Linked DNA regions of Homo sapiens: region 1 is linked to region 2. The links are chromatin loops, found by intact Hi-C in ENCODE. Cell type or tissue: heart left ventricle. All regions are shown on one strand. Links, peaks and the distances in the headings refer to the core of each region. The heading gives the core; the rest is flanking DNA. Region 1 holds the start of LOC101928266 (a long non-coding RNA gene). Region 2 overlaps STX8 (syntaxin 8).

What was found. A loop is a pair of places that touch in the nucleus more often than their neighbours do. Peaks named below come from ENCODE experiments on the same cell type or tissue, not always from the same donor. Only the 100,000 strongest peaks of a DNase experiment are listed, where the experiment ranks them.
Region 1: a loop joins it to region 2, with 2.3 times the contacts of the local background. A loop is called at or near these places in 3 of 110 quality-filtered maps.

The regions. Positions count from the first base shown.
Region 1 is chr17:9,174,100-9,182,099 of GRCh38, forward strand. It overlaps NTN1 (netrin 1), which reads left to right. Exons shown (of 7, transcript NM_004822.3): 4 at 5,708-5,857. LOC101928266 (a long non-coding RNA gene) reads right to left here and starts at 5,019. Exons shown (of 4, transcript NR_110828.1): 1 at 4,830-5,019; 2 at 1-3,727. RefSeq lists an enhancer at 5,997-6,498. In heart left ventricle, for the core only: no CTCF peak of the experiment used is centred there; a DNase peak (open chromatin) is centred at 3,222.
Region 2 is chr17:9,508,011-9,519,673 of GRCh38, forward strand. The region is part of intron 4 of STX8 (syntaxin 8); the gene reads right to left. Among named protein-coding and RNA genes, the nearest start is that of STX8, 62 kb to the right of the region's middle. RefSeq lists an enhancer at 1-97. In heart left ventricle, for the core only: no CTCF peak of the experiment used is centred there; no DNase peak of the experiment used is centred there.

The DNA.
Region 1 (8,000 bases), core at 1-8,000, 340 kb before region 2:
TTGAGAACAGCCCTCAGATGGTCTGTGAGCTGTGAGACCTGTTGGGAATCAGAGCCAGCAGGGGCTCTAAAGATCATGGAAGCTGAGAGCTGCTCTGCTGGCCTGTGGGGGTTTTGGGGACCCTCAGAGACATGGCCTGCCATGGAGAAGGTTTTCCTCTTCCAGCAAAGGTGGTGACTTCCACAGGGAGCCAGGGGATGAAAGAGCTGATTGGTGGAGTGGTGGGGCAGTCTTCCTTCCCATGAGTACAGGACAGGCCTAGGAGGGTCCTGGAGAAGAAGATGCTTACCTGAGGCTCCACACAGGTGTGTTAGTCAGTGCAGGCTGCAAAGTGCCTCAGACTGATTGGCTTAAACAACAGAAGTTTATGTCTCATAGTTCTGGAGGCTGGAAGTCCAAGATCAAGGTGTCAGCAGGGCTGGTTTTGTTCCAAGAAACATCTGCTCCAGGCCTCTTTCCTTGGCTTGCAGATAACCGTCTTCTCCCTGTGTCTTCACAGGGTCTTTCCACTGCACTCATCTGTATCCCGATGCCCTCTTCTAATAAGGACACCGGTCATGTTGGATCAGGTTCCACCCCAGTGACCTCACTTTAAATTAATCAGCTCTTTAAAGCCCCTATGTCCAAATACATCCAACTTTGAGGTACTGGGGATTAGAGTTTCCGCATCAGCATTGTGTGTGGCAGGGAGTACACAGTTTAGCCCATAGCACAAGGTCAGGCCAGAAGCGGAACTTCAGGACTGGCCAGAGGCCTGGGTGGTGGCTGTGGTGGTGTCTGAAGTGAGGGTGGGGCTGTGGCTGTTCTGTCTCCCCTGTCCTACCTGAAGCTGCTCCAGAGGAGCTCATGCCCAGCTGGCTTTCCTGTCCTCTATGGGCACGTGGCCTTGGATCACTGCCATTTGAAGGTCCTGCCTGACCTCAAGAGCCCCTGGAGCCAGAGTCCTCAGGAAAAGTAGCCAGACCTCTGGATAGGAGCCCAGGACAGACTTCTGGAAAGCCTTAGTATGTGCTTCAGTGGAAAGGGTGCCAGGCTCAGGAGTGTGTCTCCTCCCTGGCAGAGCCCAGGAGCCTTCAGGGATCCCTTCAGAGAGTGTCAGAGGGAGTGGGAAAAGGCAGCTACTTGGGCACAAGAAACTGACGATGAGAACCACCTGCCATCCAGGTCAGCTTTGCCAGGGCTCTCGGAAGTCCCTGGGTACTCCCTCTCTTCACCGACAAACCAAATCTCAACAAGATTCTGGCACCATGCAGGTGGGTGCTGGTGCAGGCAGGGCCAGCAGTAAGGGTGTACGGAAGGCCCGGTGTGCCCTGCAACAGGAGCCCTTTCCCCTGCCCTCTTGCCAAGACACTGAGGAACGGCAGCAGAAGGGGCGATGGTCAAAGGGTGGGGGCTGCTGCCCTGGTTCCTTTGGACCCAGCAGGGAGGCAAAAACCTTAGCCTGTTAAGTTGTAAGTCACTTCAGTGGGACTTTAGAGGGAGACCTCTGTCCTTACAGGTGAGCCACCGGTGGTCCAGAGAGAGAAAGGCACTAACCCAGGGTCACTGGGAGGGTGGGGCGCCAGACCTGGATCCCCTCTTACCTGTCTGAAAGCGCGTGGGTCACCTGAGCTGTCTGTCCCTGTCTCATGACCCAGAGCAAGGACCGCGTGGGTTCTCTGCTTCACTGGGAGGCTCTCCAGCCTGCGGTTTCATGGGAAACCTGATCTTGCCGTGTTCTCAGGGACCTGGGCTTCCGTCTGGCCTCACCTTTCTCTTTATGGAAAAAATCCCCGGGTTGATTGTTTCCCATGGCCAGGTGCTGCCTGCTCCTTGCACACGGGGTGACCTGCCATGGAAGGGATTGACCTCCCTCTGAAAAAAGTGGCTGACTTCCAGGGACATGGGAGCCACCCAGCGGCTTCCTATGGCGGAAGATGTTCTGACCCAGACCACGTTCTCAGAGGAATTAGGGAGGCTCTCTCTTTGTCTCCCTCACCAGACACCCCCACCACCTCCCCTGCAAAGGAAAAGACCTCCACTCACCTAACTGCCACCTTCTCCCCAGCTCACTCCACACCTCCCCTCCCCTGCCCCCCCGTGGCCCTGTGTGTCTGTGTCTGTGTGTGTGGCTTTGTGGATCTGAGTATATGTCTGTGCGTGGGTGAGTTTGTAGATAAGAATCCGTGTGTTTGTGAGTCAATGTATGTAGATGAGAGCGAGGGAGGGAGAATTAGTAGGAGTCTGCTTGTATCTGTGTGTTTCTGGGAATATGTGTGAGTCTCTGTGTGTTAGTAGGAACTTTGATGTGTCTGTGTCTGTGTATATTTCAGGGTCAAGGGACTACAGCAGGATGCTTTTGACTTCCTCTTCCTCAAGGCCAGGGCCTGAGTCTTCCCTTGGGCTCAGCCTCTCTTCCTTTGGCACTGCCAGTCACATTCTCCCTTTCCAGGCCATAGTATGGCATTGCCATCTGTCAACTCTCCCTACACCTTGAAACTCAGACTTTGCACAGGGTATAATGGGGGCCATCTCGATTTGTGAATTTTTAGGAAAAGTTCTTTGGGTAATCTCCTTTGGCTGGAGATTGAGAATGAATTCCAGGCAAGTCTGTTAGGATTGCACTGGGTACAGGTAACAGAAAACCCACATCATATTATAAGATAGGAGCTTATTTCTCCTTGCAGAACAAGAAATACAAAGGGGGCCATTTAGAAAGGGTAGTTCCCTCAGAGATCCAGGCTCTTTCCACCTCTCCGCACAGCCCCCAGCTTTCTCCTGCAGTTGTCTTTTCTGGTCCCTGGCCTCCTCTGTGCTGTCACGCGCATTTCAGAGGGCTGTCGCAAGGACCAAGGGATTCGACACGTATGAGAGAGTGTGGATGTGCTAAGGAGTTTGCAGGAGTTGGCACGGGGCAGCTACTGCTGAAGAATACTCTGCCTTGGGCAGCCCCTTTGGGACCCTGATTGCCTCCCTTCCTAGAACAATGATCTGCTGGTGGGGAAACACAAGTCAGCCCGCTGCCTCCATAAACCAGAGGAATAGGTCAGATTCTTGCAGAATCTCAGAAAGATTTGGAAACCCAGGAGCAAGCATCAGCTCATGTTGAACCAAAGAGTGGGCCCTTAGGAAGCGTCTGCCGCACCCAGCAGACACAGTGGCCCTGCCATTACCGGGGACGGCCCTCACTCCGCCAGACCTCAGCTGGTGCCAGCCCAGGCAGCTAAGCGGGTCACCGGCTGTGGGGGAGAACAATGCACCATCCTGACTCCACCCAGAGTCTGCTCTGGGTCGGCCGCTGCCAAGATAAAGACAACCTGGGCCAATGAGGGTGTCCACGTGTGACTTGGCTCTGAACGTGCAGTGACCGAGCAACCTTTGGTGACCTCCCTTCAGCCAAATCCAAGGATCCAGAAGTTACTGGTGCACAGCTGTGTTCCATCAGCTCGGAGGGGAGAATGTCTTGGCATGAATCTTAGGATTACCAGCTGGCTAAGGGAGGTCAGCCGGCCTGAGGCCCTGATGCTCACGCTTGCATCAGGGGCTTCGAAGACAGTAGGAGCCTGTGCTGTGGCCCTTTGCATTCGCACGGCCGACTTAGAGGCACTGCCCATGCTCCATCTCCCTTCCTACCATGGACGAATTTAAGAGACCATAGGGAAAGGTCAGAGACCCTCTCCAGCCTCCCCTCCTCGCCGCCGCCTCTTCTGCACGTCTCCATGGGCCGTCAAGGCTGGATCTTTTCTTACTGTCGAGAGAGACAAACAACAGAGAATGAACTTGAATTTAGGGTACATCTAAGAAGACAATTTCCTAACAAAAGGCATTGCTTCTGGCTGGTCGCGGTGGCTCACGCCTGTAATCCCAGCACTTTGGGAGGCCAAGGCGGGCAGATCACCTGAGGTCAGGAGTTCGAGACCAGCCTGGCTGACGTGTTAAAACCCCATCTCTACTAAAAATACAACAAAATTAGCTGGGTGTGATGGTGGGCACCTGTAATCCCAGCTACTCGGGAAGCTGAGGCAGGAGAATCGTTTGAACCCGGGAGGCGGAGGTTGCAGTGAGCCGAGATTACGCCATTGCACTCTAGCCTGGGCAACAAGAGTGAAATCCATCTCAAAAGAAAAGAAAAACAACCCAGCATTACTTCTATCTATAAGAAGCAGCAGCAAGACTGGAGCAGTTCCATCAGCCTACAGGCAGGGAGCCCTGTAGGCTGCCCCCGTGCCAGGGCCTGTGCCCCCACCCTCCTCCCACCTGATGGGGGCACCCCCAGCCCTGGGACCCTCACTCTGAGTGATTCCAGGAGGTTTTGCATGTCCAGACACAACTTCAACAAACAATTCCTCACATTCTTCTCTTCTCCACCTTCCTCCCTCCCTCCTCTTCCTAATTCTCCTCATTGGCCACTCCTGGGCCCGAGGCCGGCTGGGCTGGGAGAGGTCGTGTTTTGAGCCACAGACTCCCGTGCTCACGCCCAGCAGTGCTTGCTGGGAAGTTCTAATCTGGCTGCTTCAGAGCCTCTGCTCTCACTTGCATTCTTGGGTTTTTTGGTCCTTTTGGAGGAGGAACAGATTAGCAGCCACGAGGGGACACCTGGAATTGCTGCCGGACGCCTTACTGCAGACGACTCCCCACTTCCAGCCTCCAGGATGGGGCATGGGCAGGACATTTGCCTTCTTCCTTCGGTGTTCCCCTTCCCCACCACACTCTGAGGCCACCGCCTAGCTTCAGGGAGGCAGGACTTAGCAGGGAACGCTGGTGTCCTGTGCCTACAGGTATAGCTGTTCTTGCCCTGAGCATCTGTGTTGGTGGGACATCCTCCTGAGGTCCTGTGGCTACTCTCTTACCAGAATTGGCTTCTTGGGACACAGCGACAGAGCCTCCGTGAAGCATGACAGGGTGGGCAACCCCACCTCTCCACCCTTTCAAGCCCAGGAGGAGGGTGGGGGGCCTGCTCTGTGGAGCCGTAGTTGCTGGCTTGAGAATCCCGGGCCTTGCTTCAGCTCCCAGCCTGGCCGTTCCCTTCCTGTGAGGCTCTGGGAGTTTCCTTTACCTCTCCCGTCTTTGTTTGCACATTTAATCAGGGCTTTAAGCTAAATGATCACCGTGACCCTCTCTAGTGCTACAGTTTATGGGTTTTGTGATTCAGAAGGCTGCCTGGCTGCAAAGTAGGGTCAGGTGTTGGGGGGCAGCAGCTGGGGGAGCCACCCCTCCCTGTGACTCCCTCTAACCTGGCAAACCCCAGAGCTTCACCAGGCCTCAAACCCCACTCCTCCCATGCCCTGGGTTGGCAAGAAAACTTGGGGGCAGGGAGCTGGTTGAGGACAGAGTGAAAACGCATAAGCCGACCCTGTCAAGGGAAGGTGTATCCCCCGATCCTGACTCCTCCACCCAGGCGTGATGAGGGCTACGGGCTCTGCCTTCCCGAGAAGGTATTTGAAAGCCTTCCTCCTGGGCTTCCAAAGGGCTTCTGCATTTCACTTTCCTGCTGCCAAAGCAGTCTCTTCAGGTCGGTCCATTTTGGTTTTTATTCTCCGTTTCCAGGTAGGTGGGTGGCCAGTGTCAGAGCTTCCGGAGTGCGTTTGGGCTTGGCTGGGCCTGCTCCCCATCGCTGCTCTTCCTCCAGGGCAGGGTCCATGGAGGCAGCCCTGGGTAGGGAAGGCTCTGCGGGGATGCACTGGCCGCTTCCCCCTTGTCTGACCCTCCCATTTTGTGTTCTCTGCAGCCTGTGATTGCCACCCTGTGGGTGCTGCTGGCAAAACCTGCAACCAAACCACCGGCCAGTGTCCCTGCAAGGACGGCGTGACGGGTATCACCTGCAACCGCTGCGCCAAAGGCTACCAGCAGAGCCGCTCTCCCATCGCCCCCTGCATAAGTATGTGTGGGGCACCCTGCTTTTCAAGTCTCTGGCTTTGTGGGGGACAGTGAGCTTTTGAGGATGCTAGTCACTGATGTTCAGTGGGTTCCTTTTTTGGTTGGTTGAGTCTCACTGTGTCGCCCAGGCTGGAGTGCAGTGGCACGATCTCAGCTCACTGCAACCTCTGCCTCCCAGGTTTAAGTGATTCTCCTGCCTCAGTCTTCCAAGTAGCTGGAATTACAGGCGCAAGCCTTCATGCCCCGCTGATTTTTGTCTTTTTAATAGAGATGGGATTTCGCTGTGTTGGCCAGGCTGGTCTTGAACTCCTGACCTCAGGTGATCCACCCACCTTGGCCTCCCAAAGCGCTGGGATTAGAGGCATGAGCCACCGCGCCTGGCCCATTCAGTGGGTTCTGTCTTCAATGTGCATTCCTGCATTCAAGGCCTCATGCTCAGTGAGTCCACGTGGGAGACCCCCCAAGCTCATAGAGTTCTTGCAGAAGCCACTGGGGGCTCAGCAGAGCCAGCCTGTCTGAGGCTGTCTATCCTGACAAACACTGAGTCTCCTGTTTCTGGGGAAAAGCAAGCCCCTCTCCTCAGCACTGGCCCCATTCTCACTGTCCACCTGGACCCTGGATCTGGGTGGGCCCATTCCAGGAGTGCTGTTGTCACTATTGCCGGAATGCCGGCATTCCCCCTGCCCCTGGTGGGTTCAGAACAGAAAGGACGGACAGCCCAGGGCCTTCGAGAGGAGCTGGGCAGGGCTTCCATGCACGGCACCTGTGTCCCTAATGAAGGATGATAGCAACCCTGAGGCGTTCCGTACAGCTGTTCGCAGGGGCTCGCTAATAGCAAATGACCAGGGTCCAAGCCTTGGTAGAGGGGGCTCAGCACCCATCCAGGGCAGAGCAGGTTGAAATAGCTTCACAACAACCTCCAATTGTCAGCCTCACAGTTTGTCAAAATCCTTCTGTCCATCCAGATTCTGCAAGGTGAACATTTTTAGACAGCTGGGAGGAAATCTGGGGTTCGGAAAACATGGGGGGAAAGCTGAGGTCTCCCGTCAGGGAATTAGGAGTTCTCAGGTTGCTCAGAAATGGTTGGAACCAACATTTCAAATTCCCAGGTGGAAAAATCAAGCCTAGACACGAGAGCTGGTGTTTCTGAATCAGAGGCTGAAGCCTTGGGAACTCTCATTTCCCAGCCTGTGCCTTCTCTCCTCCTCTAACAAAGGGCGGGCTGATGCCTGGCGAGAGCATTGTCCCTCCTTGGACAACCTGGGGCTCCATCCTGGAATTTTCGCTTGCTCTTCCCGAGGGAAGAGCTACAGGTGCCCAGACAGTGCCTGGGGGACTCGTGCCCTGTTTTGTCCCAGCTTGGGCAGCCATGGGCCCTGTGTGTGCATCCCAGAGCCAGGCTGACCTCAGGCACTGAGGTTGGGTGGTCACAATGACTCTGTGGCCATTGGCTTCGGCTCCATTTGTGGACTTGCAGGATTAGACTGGACCATTCAGATGTTGCCTCCAGGATGTTCCTGCTGGGACCAGGTGGCTTTTTAGGGCCAGCTTCCTAATAACCCATTGTGACAGGGCACCTATGGTTTGTTGTTGCTAATACAGTTGCCTGGGAGCAAGATTTGACCCCAAATTGAGGGCTGTGTCCCCCACTTGTTCTTCCTAAAGGAGCAGAGGATGCCTCCGGTGCCTCTCAGATTTGCCCCCGGCCTGAGTAGCCCATGTCCATCCACCAAGCCTCAAGTCCTAGCTCATCTAGAATCTAGGGAGTCAGAGTTTTACCGCAAAGAATCAGATGGTGGCTAGAGTCAGTGGGGTTCATGGTCACTCACCAGGGGAAGTGAGTCCCTTCCTCTTAGGGACTCCTGGTCCATGGTTTGGCCTTGTTCAGAAAGAGGAAGCCTGAGCTTCAGTGCCAGGCTGCTGAACCGATGAGCAGTGGGGACTGGCTGAACCGCCTCTCTTTTCTTGAGCACAGGGTGGGGTCTGGGAAGTAGTAGGAACCAACTGCTTTTTAAATATTTATTATTATATATACTTTTTGAGACAGGATCTTGCTCTGTTGCCCAGGCTGGAGTGCAGTGGTACCATCATAGCTCACTGCAACCTCAAACTCCTGGGCTCAAGGAATCCCCCTGCCTCAGCCT
Region 2 (11,663 bases), core at 2,177-10,176:
AACATGAAAAAGCAAGGAAACATGACACCTCCAAAGGAATACAATAATTCCTGTGTAATAGACCCCAATGATAGAGAAATATACAAAATGACAGAAAAAGAATTCAAAATAGTAATCTTACAGTGAGATACAAGATAATAGAGCTAGACAATTTGATGAAATCAGGAAAACAATTCATGACTTGAACAAGAAATTCAACAAGAAGATAAATACCATAAAAAAGAACAAAACAGGTATCCTGGAGTGGAAGAATTCAATGAATAAGTAAATAAGTACAAGCTAGAGCTTTACCAAAAGACTAGACCAAGCAGAATTTTATTTATTTATTTTTTTGGAGACAGGTTCTTACTCTGTCACCCAGGCTGGAGTGCAGTGGCATTATCTCAGCTCACTGCAACCTCCACCTCCTGGGCTCAAGTGATTCTCCCTCCTCAGTCCTCCTGAGTAGCTGGGACTACAGGGGCATGCCATCACATCCAGCTAATTTTTGTATTTTTTGGTAGAGATGGGGTTTCACCATGTTAGCCAGGTTGGTATCGAACTCCTAATCTCAAGTGATCTGCCCGCCTTGGCCTCCCAAAGTGCCAGGATTACAGGTGTGAGCCACCATGCGTGGCTGAATTTTTGAACTTGAAGACAGATCTTGTGAAATAACACAGAAAGATGGGGGGAAGAAAAAGTAAAATGGAATGAAGAAAGCCTACAGAATTCATGGGACACTATTAAGTGAACAAATATTCACACTGTAGGTGTTCCAGAAAGAGAAAAGAAGGGCAAATGTACAGAAAACATTGAATGAAATAGTAGCTGAAAACTTCCCAAGTCTTGGGAGCTTCCAGATCCAGGAAGCTAAAAGAATCCCAAATAGATTCCATTCAAACAGGACCCCTCTTAGGCACATTAGAGTCAAATTATCAAAAGTCAAAGACAAAGAATTCTAAAAACAGCAAGAGAAGGACTGGATGTGGTGGCTCATGCCTGTTATCCCAGTACTTTGGGAGGCCGAGGCTGGCAGATCACGATGTCAGGAGTTCAAGACCAGCCTGGCCAACATGGTGAAACTCTGTCTCTACTAAAAATACAAAAAAATTAGCTGGGCATGGTGGCAGGTGCCTGTAATCCCAGCTACTCAGGAGGCAGAGGCAGGAGAATCACTTGAACCTGGGAGGCGGAGGTTGCAGTGAGCTGAGACCACGCTACTGCACTCCAGCCTGGGCAACAGAGCAAGACTCCATCTCAAAAACAAACAAACAACAATGACAAAAAGAAACCAGCAAGAGAAAAGCATCAAATCACCTATGAGGGAGTTCCCATTAGACTAATAGCAGATTTCTCAGCAGAAATCTTACCAACCAAGAGAGAATAGGATTTTATGTTCAAAGTACTAAAAGAAAAAAAAAATCTGCCAACCAAGAATATTACATGCAGCAAAGATATCCTCCAGAAATGAAAGAGAAATAAAATCTTTCACAGACAAGCAAAAACGAAGGTAATCCATCACCACTAGACCAGTCTTACAAGAAGTGCTCAAGGGAGTATTACATCTGGAAGTGAAAAGATCATAACAGCCATTATAAAAACATGTGACACTATAAAACTCACTGGTAGAGCCAATATACAAAGGAAAAAGAGAAAGAAATCAAGCCTTATCACTTCAGAACACTACCCAACCACAAAAATAAACAGTAAGAGGAAGTAAGGAACAAAGGATATAGAAAACAGCCAGAAAACAATAAAATGACAAGATAAGTCCTCACCTATTAATAATAACCTTGAATGTAAGTGAATTAAATATCTCATTAAAAGACATAGACTGGATAACTAGATTAAAAAAAAAAAAACAAGACTAGACTCAACTATATGCTGCATAGAAGAAACTCACCTGACCTACAGACACACATAGACTGAAAGCAAAGGTATGGAAAAAGATATTCTACGCAAACAAAAACCAAAAGCAAGCAGGAGTAGCTGTACTTATATCAGACAAAACAGACTTCAAGTCAAAAGTTGTGAAATTAGACAAAGAAGGACATTACATAATAATAAAGGGATCAATTCAACAAGAGAATGTAACAACTGTAAATATATACACATTCAATACCAGAGCACTCAGATATATAAAGCAAACATTATTAGCTCTAAAGGGAGAGATAGACTCAAATAGAGTAATAGCTGGAGATTCTAACATCTCACTCTCAGCATTGGACAGATCATTCAGACAGAAAATCAACAAAGAAACATCATATTTAAACTACACCACAGAACAAACAGACCTAACAGATATTTATGGAACATTTCACCCAACAGCTACAGAATATACATTCTTGTCAACAGCACATAGAACATGGACTGACCATATGTTAGGACACAAAACAAGTCTCAAAAATTTTTTTAGAAATTGAAATCATACCAAGTATCCTATTTAACCACAGTGGAAAATATCAATAACATGAGGAACATGCAAAATGATACAAACACATGGAAATTAAACAACATGCTCTTGAACAGCCAGTGAGTGAAGGACAAAATTAAGAATGGAATTTTAAAATTCCTTGAAGTAAATGAAAATAGAGGCACAACATACCGAAACCTATGGGACACAGCAAAAGTAGTACTATGAGGCAAGTGTATAACAATAAATGCCTACAATAAAAAACTAGAAAGATTTCAAATACCCTAACAATGTATCTCAAGGAAACTAGGAAAACAAGAATAAACCAAACCCAAAATTAGTAAAGGAAAGAAATAATAAAGATCAGAGGAGAAATAAATGAAATTGAAATAAAAAATGTATTTAAAAAATCAACAAAATAAAAGTTGGTTTTGTGTAAAGATAAAATTGAGATACCATTAGCTAGACTAAGAAAAAAAGAGAGATGACTCAAACAAATAAAATCAGGCAAGAAAAAGGAGACATGACAATGGATGCCACAGAAATACAAAGAATCATTACAGGATACTACAAACAACTCTACACCAATAAATTAAAAAACCTAGAGGAAATGGATAAATTCCTGGACACATACAACCTATCAAGATTGAACCAAGAAGAAATTTTTTTAAAACCTGAACAGACCAATAACAAGTAATGAGATTGAATCAATAATATAATCTGCCAACAAAGAAAAGTCCAGGACTGAATGGCTTTCATACTGAATTCTACCAAACCTTTAAAGAAAAATGCATACCAATTCTTCTCAAACTATTCCAAAAAATTGAAGTGAGGGTATTCTACCTAACTCATGCTAAGAGGCCAGAATAACCCTGATATCAAAAGCAGACAAGAATACAACAGAAAAAGAAAAGTTCAGGCCAATATCCCTGATAAATATACACACAAAAATCCTCAATACTAGCAAATGAAATCCAACAATACATCAAAAAGATAATATACCATGATCAAGTGGAATTTATCCAATGAATGCAGGAATGGTTCAACATACACAAATCAATAAATGTGATATATCACATCAACTATAAAGGACAAAACCCACATGATAATCTGAATAGATGCAGAAAAAAATTTGATAAAATTCAACATCTCAATTAAAAACTCTCAATAAACTAGGTATAGAAGGAAAGTACCTCAACACAATAAAGGCCATATATGACAAACCCACAGCTAACATCATACAGAAAAGGTGAAAGCTTTGCCTCTGAGAACTAGAAGACAAGGATGCCCACTCTCATCACTCTTACTCAACACAGTACTGGAAGTCTTAGCCATGGTAATCAGACAAGAGAAAGTAATAAATGGCATTAAAATTGGAAAGGAGAAAGTCAAATTGTTTCTGTTTGCAGAAAACATGATCTTATAGAGAGAAAAGCCTAAAGACTACCAAAAAAAAACCTCTCAGAACTGATAAACAAATTTAGTAAAGTTGCAGAATACAAAATCAACATACAAAAATCAGTAAGTGGTGTTTCTATAAATAATGAACTAGTTGAAAAAGAAATCAAGAAGACAATCTCATTTACAATAGCAATCCCCCCGCCAAAATTACCTAGGAATAAATTTAACCAAGGAGGTGAAAGATCTCTAAAAGAAAAACTACAAAACACTGATGAAAGAAATTGAAGAGGATACAGACAAAGGCAAAGTTATTTCATGCTCATGGATTGGAAGAATTAATATTGTTAAAATGACTATACTACCCAAAGCAATCTACAGATTCAATGCAATCTCTATCAAAATACCAATAACATTCTTCACAGCAATAGAAAAAAATCTTAAAAATCTGCATGGAACCACAAAAGACCCTGAAGAGACAAGCGATCCTAAGCAAAAAGAACAAAGCTGGAGGCATCACACTACCAGACTTCAAAATATACCACAAAGCTGTAGTAATGTACTACAATGCTGTTTTTATGATACTGACATAAAAACAAACACACAGACCAATGGAACAGAATAGAGAACCCAGAAATTAATCCATGTATCTAGAGCCAACTGATCTTTTTTTTTTTTTCCGAGGCAGAGTCTCACTCTATAACCCAGCTGGAGTGCAGTGATGCAATCTTGAGTCACTGCAACCTGTGCCTCCCAGGCTCAAGTGAGCCTCCCACCTCAGTCTCCTGAGTAGTTGGGATTACAGGCACACGCCACCACACTCAGATAATTTTTGTAGAGACGGGGTTTCACCATGTTGCCCAGGCTGGCCTCAAACTCCAATCTGCCCACCTCAGCCTCCCAAAATGCTGGGATCACAGATGTGAACCCAGCCAAGCCTACTCATTTTTAACAGAGGTGCCAAGAATACTCACTGGGGGAAGACAGTCTCTTCAATAAATGGTGTTGGGAAACTGAATATGCACATGCATAAGAATGAACCTGGACACCCATCTATCACCCTAAGGAAAAAATCAACTCAAAATGATTCAAAGACCTAAATGTAAAACCCAAAACCATAAAAGTACCAGGCAAAAACAAGGAAAACACTTCAGGATGTTGATCTGGGAAAAGATTTTATGAGTCAGACCTCACAAGCACAGGCAACAAAAGCAAAAAGAAACGAATGAGATTACAACAAACTAAAAAGCTTCTGCACAGCAAAGGAAACAGTCAATAGAGTGAAAAGACAATCTATAGGAGAAAATATTTGCAAACTGTTTATCCAACAGAGGATTAATATGCAAAATATGTAAGGAACTCAAAATATCTCAATGGCAAAAATCATAATAATAATTGGATGGAAAAATGGGCAAATGAGCTAGGCATGGTGGCATGCACCTATAGTCCCAGCTACTCAGGCTGAGGTGGGAGGATTACTTAAGCCTGGATAACATAGTGAGACTCTATTTCCAAAAAAAAAAAAAAAAAAAAAGATACACAAAATATGTGAAAGACAGACAAATGATCTGACCAGACATTTCTCAAAAAATGACACACAAATGCGCCAACAAATATATACAAATTGCTCAGCATTACTAATCGTCAGGGAACTGCAAATCCAAATCACAATGAGGTATCATCTCATTCCACTTAGAATGGCTATCATCAAAAACACAAAATAAATGCTTGTGAGGATGTTGTGAAACAGGAACTCTTATACACAGATGGTGGAAATGTAAACTAGTACAGCCACTATGGAGAGCAGTATGGGGGTTCCCCAAAAAACTATAACTAGAGCTACCATATGATCCAGCAATCCCCCTACTGGGCACTTATCCAAAGGAAAGAAAATCAGTATTTTGAAGAGATATCCACACCCACATGTTTACTGCAGCACTATTCACAGTAGGCAAAATATGGAATCAACCTATCCAACAACAGATGAATGGATAAAGAAAGTGTGGTATACATACACAACGGAATACAATTTAGCCATAAAAAAGAATAAAATCCTGCCATTCACAGCAACATGGATGGAGCTGGAGGACGTTATTATATTAAGTAAAATAAGCCAGGAACAGAAAGCTAAACACTGCATGTTCTTACTCATACGCAGAAGCTAAAAACAAAAGTTGATCTCATAGAAGTAAAAAGTAGAACAGAGCACACCAGAAACTGGGGAGAGTAGGGAGAAGGGGGAGAGCAAGAGATTTGTTAAGGGACACACAATTATAGTTGGACAGGAGGAATAAGTTTGAGTGTTCTATTCACCACTGTAGGATGACTACAGTTAACAATAAAGTCTCCAGTAGCTAGAAGGACGATATAGAATGTTCCCAACACAAAGAAATGAAAAATGTTTGAGATTATGAATGTGCTAATTATCCTGACTGGCTCATTATATATTACATGTATGAAAACATCACTATGTACCCCATAAATATGTATAATTATTATATGTCAATTAAAACAAAATGATAGGCTGGGTGCGGTGGCTCACACCTGTAATCCCAGCACTTTGGGAGGCCAACGCAGGTGGATCACCTGAGGTCAGGAGTTCCAGACCAGCCCGGCCAACATGGTAAAACCCTGTCTCTACTAAAAACACAAAAATTAGCTAGGCATGGTGGCGGGCGCCTGTAATCCCAGCTACTTGGGAGGCTGAGGCAGGAAGAATTGCTTGAACTCAGGAGGCGGATGTTGCAGTGAGCCAAGATTGCGCCACTGCACTCCAACCTGGGCAACAAAGTGAGGCTCCATCTCAAAAACAAAACAAAAACAAACAAAAAACAAAATGATGACAATGATGTTACAATAGCAATAACAACAGTTAACATGCAGTAAGCATTTGCCCTGTACAGACACGGCTCCAGGTGATTTATATATATTCACTCATATCTCCATTATTTATAATTCTTCTAGCCTTGTTCACATCTCCCATATCATCCAGAAACAATTGCTACCCTATTATTTAACCTTTTATATAGATAAGGTGCATATCCACTAGACAGAAGGCAGAAACTGAAAATCACCCTTCGCTGTACACACGCTGTCCCACAATATGGAGTGAACAGCTAATAGCATATCACCTACTGGCAACATATGAACAGAAAGTAGCTGGAGGATTCAATAATTTTTCATTCCAAAAACATTTACTTCGTAGTTATTATATAGTCGGCATTGCTCTCATTAATGGGCATGAAGAAAAAATAGAATATAGACAAATGGACCAAAATCTCCACCCATACAAAGCATAGATTCTTGTTATCGGTGCTGTTTGCATTCTGGTGGGATGAAACAATGTGTAAAATGTGTGCAAACTGTCTAATGTCGTACTTGGAAGATGTTAACTACTATCATAATACCAATTATTGCATTTTTTTACACAGAAGGCACTAAAAAATTTTAAATAAATCTGTATATCACAAAAGCTATATTAATTTCACTTTTAGTTTAGAACTTTAAAGCCTTTGGAAGACTATTTCATGTAGCAAGAGACAAACCCAGGCAAAACTGGAAGAAAATTTTTGATTCCTTAGACTAAGATTTTAAGCACAGAGTTGGTCTCAAGTATACTAATTAGCATGCCAAACAGAAGTATGACTTTCTTCCACTTTACTAAAACGACAGGTGTGTTTCTTTGAAGTCTTTCTCTCTCTCTCTCTCTCTCATTCATTCATTCATCCATTCATTTATTTGAAACAGGGTCTCACTCTGTCACCCAGGCGGGAGTGCAGTGGTACAATCATCTCTCACCACACCCTTGACCTCCAGAGCTCAAGGGATCCTCCCACCTCAGCCTCCTGAGTAGCTGGGACTACAGGTGCGTGCCTCTGCACCTGGCTAATTATTTTTATTATTTGTAGAGATGGGGTCTCGCTATGTTGCCCAAGTTAGTCTTGAACTCCAGGGCTCAAACAAGCCTCCCACCTTGGCCTCCCAAAATGCTGGGATTACAGGCATGAGCCACTGTGCCCAGCTGGAAGCCTTACTTTATGCCATTGGCACCAAATAGCCAAGATGTCAAGATTTTGGATTTCTTCTCTATAATAATTATTCAATTTCACGTACCTTCGAAGAAGGGGGAAGAATGCAATAGGAAAGGGAAGGAAAGAAGAAAATTCACATTCAAAGCCTATCCCAACTCTCATATCATCTTGCAAGAGCCACTTTTCAAATCAGGAATTACACAGGATTTGTCCATGGTTTACTGCAAATGCAAGTGGGTCAGAGGTATGTAAAGATACTTTGAAAGTGCATTAGTAACCAGCTATGACCATCAAAATGAGTATATTGCCCCTGAGGTGTTATTGCTCCTCTGAACTTAATGTTGGAACCAGTCACTGGTAGCTCCTGTGAGCCCTAGTGCATGCTTTTAAAAAGCTGTTATTCAAGGGGAAAAAATGTAAAAATATTTTTTTCACAATCTCAAAAATGACACATTAGAACCACAGTCATATATATATATATATATATATATATATATATATATATATATATAGACACCTGTTAGAAAATAAACACCTGTTAGAAAATAAAAGTGACAATATGGGCACAATTTAATACTAATATCAAACATACATCACCACAGACATATATAGAAAGGATTTCCCAGGGTTATCTGATTCCCAAGGCTGAACTGTCTAACTCCACTTCTCTCTGGTTTGTTTGGTGTTTCTACTTTCCTGATGCCCCAAACCTATGAGGAAATCCAGCAATTTCACTCACTGACCTTCACTCAGAAAAGCAGGTAAGATCATGAGATCATAGGTATCCCTGGATGTACACCCGATTCTCTTTTCATTTGGTTTTATGTTCAATTTAACATTTGGGGTGGTGCCTATTATTACTGTTCTAGGTACTAGGAAAATACGAAAAATAATATGAAAACATAATTCTTGCTTTCAAGGAGTTTATAATCAAATTGAAATGAGAAACTCACCAACATGAAGCACACTAGTTAAAATAAGAGAGCATCTAGCTTTGTATCCCTCCTGGGCAATTCCAAAAACCTCTTCAGCTCTGGTTTTCTCACCCATAAAACAAGCAAACTAAGTGGGCCAATGGTTTTCAACCTTCTTTCTGGCCCAACACTTGAGGATATGATACCCTTGTTATTAGTGACATTGGGGAGTAAGTGGGGAAGACTCATCTTGGTGGGAGAAAGCAGATATTCTTTTTAATCCTGCAAAAGATGATTTCCTATTGTTGCAAATTGTGAATTAGATTTTTTCAATCTCCTCTCAAATGTTGTCTCCTCAGAGAGGTTTCCCTGACTCCTCCATCTAAAATAACATCTGTCTCTGTCACTCCTTCACCCCACTCCTCCTTATCTTGCTTAATTTTTCTTTATAGCACTGAAGTCACCAGCCATTATGCATTTGTTTGTTTTCTGTCTCCCACGCTAGACTATAAGCTCCACAAGGGCAGGGACTAGGTCTTATCACTCCATCCTTTATCACATTATGGCTGGCATAATGGACACTGAAAGAAAAACATGGAATTAATTATTTTTTCAGCAAAACCCATAAATAAATGAATGAAATCAATAAGGAGAGTTGTCAGGAAATTACAGTATCACACATTGGTGCTATAATATGTTTTGTGATTTCAAAGGCATTTCACAAACATTATCTCATGTGAATCGCACACAGCCCTGTGTGTAAGTCAGCACAGGTATTACTGACAAGAAAACTAAGGCAGAGACATCCAGTGGCTTCCTCAGGGCCACCCACCTAGTGGCAGAGCTAAGGGTTCAGCCCACATCTTGTGATTCTTAACCCAAGGCATTTCCTTTCTACCACTTCAGAGGTTTCATAAAGGTAAGGAGGTTGAGCACAGTAGTTCACACCTGTAATCCCAGCACTTTGGAAGGCCAAGGCAGGAGGACTGTTTGAGCCCAAGAGTTCAAGACCAGCCTGGGCAACAAAGCAAGACCCCTATTGTAAAAAAAAAAAAAAAAAAAAAAAGGCAAAGAGACTTAAGGCAGCCTTGAAGAATGCGTGAGGTTTAGTGAAGAAAGGAAGAGATGGTAAGGCATTCCAAGAAAAGGCAAAAACACGAATGAGTCTCCAGGACCAGGAATGTGTACCACATAAACATGTGTGATGTAAGAGTGGAGAGTGGGCAAAATTTGGGGGGGCTAGATTTAGAATTAATTCCGAGGTAGGTAGCTACAGTGACCCTCCATTTGTTCTAATAACTTATCCTCCTATTATCCCAGGATCTCATAATTTTAACTTTCTACTAGTTCTTCTCCATCCTATAAATCCTCAAGCAATGACTTTCTCTCCTATTTGCAGCCAAACTTCCATGAAGAATAACCTATGCTCACCAACTCCACTTCCTGACCCCCGTTCACTCCTCAACCCACTGCAAGCCAACTTCTACCCCTGCACGACCAAAATCTTCTCACTCACAGCCTCCTCACTGCCAAACACTCTTCCCAGGTCTTACCAGACCCCTCCTCCAGGCCTTACCAGACCCCTCTTCCAGGCCTCATGTGTCACAGCTAAGCTTATTATCCCCCTTTCCATGAATCCTCTCCTCTCTTGGCTTCCTCCACACCACTCTCTCCCACTGACAGCTCCTTCTCTATAATTTGCAGGTACCTCTTCCCCCATCTGCCTCTGAAATGTGGGTTCCTTGGGAATTCGACTTAGATCTGCTCCTCTCACGGTATTGTGTTTCTCTGGGCAAGTCTATCTGTGCTAGGGGCTTCAGGCTGTAGGAACAGATGCTAGCAGCCAGGCGTGGTGGCTCATGCCTGTAATCCCAGCACTTTGGGAGGCCGAGGCGGGTAGATCACGAGGTTAGGAGTTCAAGACCAGCCTGGCCAACATGGTGAAACCCCGTCTCTACTAAAAATACAAAAAATTAGCTGGGCGTAGTGGTGGGCGCCTGCAATCCCAGCTACTCGGGAGGCTGAGGCAGGAGAATCGCCTGAACCCGGAAGGCAGAGGTTACAGTGGAGCCGAGATCGTGCCACTGCACTCCAGCCTGGGCGGCAGAGCGAGACTCCGTCTCAAAAAAAAAAAAAAAAGAATAAATGCTAGCAATGCTTAAAGACATTCATTCTATGCCCAGCACATATGAAATCAGACACATTCCCTTGAGTCATTATGGTGGTGAATTCTGAACTAGGGGTGGGGAGGGACGTGCTCTCCTTCCTAGCAGGACAATACCAGAATCTGGAGGGTTTGGGGGGAGTAGCACACAAATAGTTAAAAAGAAACCCCACATATAAAAACATTCAGGCAAAGCACGTCCTCCCACCCCTTACCTGATTGAAAATCACGGTGCTAAACAGACTTACAAATTTGTCTCTACCCATAATATCTCCCTACAGGTTCTTTATCTGCATTTGTGTCTTTTCATTTAAAAATCTCCAACTGGGTATTCCTCCCCAAACTCAACATATCCAAAATCAAATTCATGACTCTCACCCCATAAGCTGCTTCTTCTCGTACGCTCTCTATTTTGGTGAGCAGCATCACTGTATTCCCAAGTCATCCAAGCCATTTTTTTTTTTTTGGTCTCCCTTCTAACCACATCTCATCAACAAACAAGGCCTCCCTCAGAGATGGTTCTCACATCCAAGCCCTGACTGCCCTCCCCATTGGTACTGCCTTGGCTCAGACACCCATCACCTCTCATGTACAACATGGTTACAGCCTTCTGATCGGTCTCCTTGTCCCCAGTTACCCTCATTCAAATCATCCTACACTCTGCTGCAAGAATTATTGTTCTTAAAACAGAGATCTCACCCTATCACTTCCCTATTCAAAAACTTCCCTGACTCCCCAGAAGCTACAACATGGCTACGATCTCT